Linked DNA regions of Homo sapiens: region 2 is linked to region 1. Evidence: read pairs that join two places in POLR2A ChIA-PET (ENCODE). Cell type or tissue: MCF 10A. All regions are shown on one strand. Links, peaks and the distances in the headings refer to the core of each region. The heading gives the core; the rest is flanking DNA.

Region 1 (2,807 bases), core at 204-2,703:
GGGGTGCCTCAGGTCCCATAACCTTATCTTGCATTAGGACTGTAGGTCCTAAGACTTCCTGTAATTGTGCTTCTAAGGGACTTGAGTTAGCATACTTTGCTGTTCCAAGTAGGCTTAAGCACCCCACTTTACAAAAGTGGATGTCTGTGCCATCCCAGTGTGTGGGTTGTTACCCATGAGCATACCCACCCTGCTATTGGGTAAGTCATGCGCGCGACGACTGTAGCCCATCCTGCCAGGCTGTCACGAGTCTAAAGGGCAGCATATGCAGTTAGTAACTGCTTCTCTGTCGAGGAATACTGGAGCTCAGCTCCCTTCCAAAGTTGGGACCAAAAGTCTACTGGCATTCTAAAGAGCTCTGTGTGATGCCATAAGCCCCAGTCAAAACTATCTGGTCACATGCACATCAAGTTTAAATGGGTGCCCCGATCAGCTACCCATAGGGCTTGTGCCTGCTGAATAGCCTGTTTGGCTGCCAGGAAGGTGGTTTCAGCCGCATCATCCCAATTCCAGGCAAGAGGCTGCGTTGCTGCTTCTAAATCTGCAAGAGAATCAGAGGTTAATATAACATCATTAATAAGATCATGACATATGTTGGGGCTATGCATATATCCCTGCAGCAATACTGTGAAAGTCCATTGTCACCCTCCCACGAAGGCAAAGTGTTCCTGGCTCTCTGGAGCAATGTCGATTAAGAGGAATGCATTGGCCAAGTCCACCACACAGTGGCACCATCCCAGTTCTGTTGTCAAGTGGCCTATCAAATCCATGATAGACGGCACAGCTGCCAAGCCGTGCAAAACATCCACCCACAGCCTGTCCTCAGGCATGGGAGAGACATCCACAGTGCATAAGCAGGGAGCTAAGCGGCCGATGCCGAGGTCCAAAGATACAGGTTTCACTTTCACTGACCAGCTTTCATAACCGTCAATAAATGCAGCTCTGCCCGGAAACTTATTCAGGTTTAGGGACCAGTGGCTTGCCGAGTCCACATATTGCCTTTGGTTGTCCGGTGTCCCCCCAAGCCTGGCACCTGGGTCAGTTCCCAATCAAACAGGAAAGACTTTACATTTCTGCCTGACTGCAGCAGGTAATCTTTGAGCTGGAACGCTCCGGCGGGACCTAGTTGCCCAGCAATGTCCTTTTCCCGAATGACTTGCACTAAGTCTATATACAACTGCCATCTACTGACAGTTTCTGGTATTTCACCGGCATCAGACCACACTGTAATTAAAGAAGCCAGCTTTTCCATCTCAGAGGGGGAGCAGGAAATGGATCAGCTCCTTTGTCCCGGAGAGACAGAATTCAGGCAGGGAGTCTCCCCCAAATGCTGCTGGCACTGCTTGCCTAACTCCCACAACTCAGTGGGGGGTACAAGCACTATAAGAAGTGTGCTTCACTATGGTAGGGGGTCTCTAGGCCCACCCTTGGGGCCCAGTGGCTGTTCATGCTCTATTTTCTGGCAGACCACTGGGTGAGCCTGTAATGGAGGTTCGTCCTCCTCCCTGCACTGCGTCCAGCAGGGACTGGGCATGCCCTTCCAGCAGCACAGTCACAAATGCCCATCTGACTCTGTTGGCAAAGGCACACTCCTTCTCGGTCCTGTGCATTTCCAGGTGCTTCAGCACCTTCTCCACACTCGTGGAGGGCCTGTCCACTGCCGCCCATGTTTCCACCAGAGCCCATCCTTGCAGCACGGCTGCCACTGGGTGCCACAGCTCATGCTGTGGCTGCATAGCCGCTCCGGGAGCCTGGGGGCTGAAGACCCACTCACCTCATCTTGCTCACTATGCCAAATGTCAGGTTAGAGCCCCAGCTGAGGTCCAAGGGGAGTGGGTGGATGGGGGGCAGGGAGCTGGAAGAACACTCGAGAGACAGCAGGTAGATGGGACATGGCTTTACTCAGCAGCTCTTTCACAGTGTCAGTGCCACATTTATACACCTCACAAACAGTAGTATCTTAGAGCCAGGTGATGAGCCTCCCCAGATTATGGCTACATAACTGTGATTATATAATGCACGGAATTGTGTGCGTGCGCTCCAATCCTGCTGAGTCATGCAGGATGTTTACCTCGGCCTATGCCTGCTTCGCTGCAGCACAGCCATGTTCCTTACAACCACACACCAGGCACTGTTCTAAGAGTTTTATACACTCACTTACTTAATGCTTACAATGGCCCTATCTGCTATCACTATCCCTATTACAGATAAGGAGAGGGAGGCACAGAGCTAGTAGGTAGTAAAGCCAGGATTTTGACGACCTCAGGAAACCTGGCTTCAGAACACTTAACCAGATTATGATGGGAGCTGAGAAGAACCAGGAAGGAGGAAAGCAGGAGAAAGCAAGATCCTTGAAGTAAGGACAAGTGAGTTTTTGGAAGTGGACAGTATCCTCAGCCCAGTTGCCTGAGAAGAGGCCATGGAAAATGGGAATTGAGGGAAGCACCTTTGGTTCCTTCTGCATGCGAAATCTTAGTGGTCTTGGCAGTTGCAGCCTACAGTGTGTGGAAGGCTTAGTGGGAGGTGAGGACTAGAATCAGGGACTAAGGACTTTCTTTCAAGAAGTTCAGTCTTGAAGGGGAAGAAAGAAAGTGGCAGATTGAGGAGGTGGCAAAGACCAGGGGCAGCCTATGCTCTCTCCAGGGGAAGGGCTTGGTGATGTTTTCGGCTGCCTTGATGTTTCTGAGAGAAACTGAAGGGCCTTCAGCCCAAAGATCCGAAGAGCCTGCAGAAATCCTTCTTTCAGCTGAATTTTAATGTGAATGTTATGCCAGTTTTTTGGGCAAGCCTCACTTCAGATATAATTG
Region 2 (2,807 bases), core at 14-2,513, 230 kb before region 1:
TGCAGTAAGCTATGATCGCACCACTCACTGCACTCCAGTCTGGGTGACAGAGTGAGACCCATCTCCTAAAACAAAGGAAAAGGAAAGAAAAGAGAAAAGAAAATAAACTGAGTAGCTTATCATTTTATCATTTTAGAGTAAAAATACCCTTGCACTCACCCAAGGCTCTCACTATCTCTCCACCCAACGCTCTTTTGCTCACTCAGCTCCAGAAAAACAAGCACCCTTCCTTTGCCCAAAATACTTAAAACACACTCCACTCCAGGCTTTTGCATTTGTTATCCCTCTCCCTGAAACATCTTTATCCCTGATGGCCCATTCCCTCAGCTCCCTCAATCTTTGCTCAAATGTCAATTTCCTAGTCAGGTCCTCCATGAATATCCTATTTAAATTGCATCACTTCATTCTCACCCCAAATTCCCTATTTCCTTTATTTTCTCCTTAGAACTGATATCCACTCTCTATACACTATGTATATTTTTTGGTTTATTGCCTGCCTCCCCAGCACACACACACACACACACACACATACACACACACACAAGATTATAAATTCCATGAAAGGAAGGGCATTGTTTTGCTCAAAATTAGTTCCAGCTTCCACAATAGTGCCTGGCATAGTAGATAAATCAATATTTGTGTAAGAAAGGAGAAGAGGGAGTAAAAAACTAAGAGCATTTTTCACCCATCAATTTGGCAAAGATCAAAATATTTTATAACACTGTGTTGACAAGTATAGGTAAATAAGAATACTGCTAGTAGATCCTATGATTGGTGATTTGGCATTAACAAAAGTACAAATTTCCCTATTCTATGCTGTAGTAATTCCCTTTCTAGACATACAGACTATGGATATATCCTTACACATGAAAAATGATGTGAGTTCACAGTAAGTTATTGCAGCAATGTTTGAAAAAGAAGAATTGGAAACAACCTCATGACCACCAATGGGGTACTTATTAACAAATTATAGAACATAATACACAGTTGAATACCGTGCAGTTGTTTAAAAAAGAGCAAGATCAAGGAAACACTTATGTACAGCCTTTACCAAGACCACCTGGTAAAAAGAAAAATAAGAAAGGTACAGAAGTGCTACTATTTGTGCAGAGGGGAAAAAGCGCGGACAATCTATAACGGTGTAATATATCTACGGAAGGATATACAAGTCACGAAAAATATTGTCAAACTAGACGCTGGGGGACATTTACTCTTTTTAATAAATGTATGTGAATGCATTACTTATCCATATTACTCAATAATTAAACCGAAAAACGTTTTAAAGAAGTACAAATAAGACTTGCTCGCAGATCCCGCAATCCCATCAATACGAGGCGTAAAAGCCGGGTCCTCCACTGGCTAGGGCCGAGGAGGCAAGCACTCAAGCTGCCACAGAGGCGAAGCTTCCTAGAGCGGCCCGGAAGTGCCCGGCTGAAGCGGCCGGGCGCCGATTGGTGTCTTTGAGTCTAGTCTTTGTTCGGGGCTGTCCAAAGGACGCTAGCTGTTGCACCTGTTCCTCCCTGCGCGTAAGGTGAGTGTCTCCCGGCTCCCAGGTGGAGAAAAGGGGACAAGACGCAGCTGTGGTCAGCAGCAACACCCTCCCCACACCTCCCTGTCGCGGGCAGAGTGTAACACTCCTGTCCCTCCCTCCGCCCCCCAACAGATCTACAGGAGAGGATTTGGCCCAGCCTTCCGGGAGAGGATGGGTGGAAGGGGGACACTGGTTGCGGGTTCCTCTGCAGAGGCATCTGTCTGATCCCCTTCCAGGGTTGGCACACATATCCTATAACCAGTGAATCCTGGGGGCACAAGCTGGCCCGTGCATCTCATGGTAACAGAATGAAGAGCCTTTTAACAAAGCCGTTAATAATACTTGGCGTTTATTTAGTGCTTACTAGTGCCCGCTGCCATGCCAGGGACGTTGCATACGTTCTCATGTAATCTGTATATCAACCCTGTAACACACATGAGAATTGTACCTGAGGATCTGTAGTTCTAGTCCAGATAAATAACTTCCTCTAAGTTACACAATAGAGCACAGATTCAAATCATATCCCTGCGTCACTGTTTTTTGTTTTGTTTTGTTTTGTTTTGTTTCAGCTTCCTATAAGACTGTTTTCTCTGATTGACTTCTGGTGGCTTGGCTTCATTATGATGTGTTTATGTTCACAGAAATTTTTGTAATTTCTCTATGGTAACAACTTTTTATGCCTTAGGAGTGTCTCTGAGGCAGGATTCTAAGAGATTCTCTTTGACTCAATCCCAGATAGAGGATAAATCTCCTGGCAAAGCCCAGAATGACCACAGCCCTGGAACCTGAGGACCAAAAAGGACTTCTGATAATTAAGGCAGAGGACCATTACTGGGGACAGGATTCCAGCTCACAAAAGTGCAGTCCTCACAGGAGGGAACTCTATAGACAACACTTCAGGAAGCTCTGCTATCAGGATGCACCTGGACCCCGTGAAGCTCTTACCCAGCTGTGGGAGCTCTGCCGTCAGTGGCTGAGGCCAGAATGCCACACCAAGGAGCAGATTTTAGACCTGCTGGTGCTAGAACAGTTCCTGAGCATTCTTCCTAAAGACCTGCAAGCATGGGTGCGTGCACACCATCCAGAGACTGGAGAGGAGGCAGTGACGGTACTGGAGGATCTGGAGAGAGAGCTTGATGAACCTGGAAAGCAGGTGTGAAGGGGCAGTCATCTGGCTGTGAGTGATCAGGGGATATGGATGGAGCCAAAGCAAAAGGCATATGAAAGAACATCTGAAAATATTTATCCTCTAAAGAACAAGGCATAGGAAGGGACC

What was found. ChIA-PET counts read pairs that join two places held together with the same protein. Peaks named below come from ENCODE experiments on the same cell type or tissue, not always from the same donor. Only the 100,000 strongest peaks of a DNase experiment are listed, where the experiment ranks them.
Region 2: POLR2A ChIA-PET joins it to region 1 with 13 read pairs; 12 of 35 experiments call an interaction of 5 or more read pairs at or near these places.

The regions. Positions count from the first base shown.
Region 1 is chr6:28,355,134-28,357,940 of GRCh38, forward strand. All of the region lies in intron 1 of ZKSCAN3 (zinc finger with KRAB and SCAN domains 3), which reads left to right. It also overlaps a transcript of ZSCAN31 not described here. Among named protein-coding and RNA genes, the nearest start is that of ZKSCAN3, 6.6 kb to the left of the region's middle. RefSeq lists enhancers at 932-1,001, 1,281-2,185. In MCF 10A, for the core only: a CTCF peak has its summit at 1,159 (motif pointing left); DNase peaks (open chromatin) are centred at 898 and 1,158.
Region 2 is chr6:28,123,147-28,125,953 of GRCh38, forward strand. ZSCAN16 (zinc finger and SCAN domain containing 16) reads left to right here and starts at 1,463. Exons shown (of 4, transcript NM_025231.3): 1 at 1,463-1,531; 2 at 2,267-2,684. The coding sequence starts at 2,298. It overlaps ZSCAN16-AS1 (ZSCAN16 antisense RNA 1), which reads right to left. Exons shown (of 2, transcript NR_103456.1): 2 at 1-65. RefSeq lists an enhancer at 1,107-1,608. In MCF 10A, for the core only: no CTCF peak of the experiment used is centred there; a DNase peak (open chromatin) is centred at 1,415.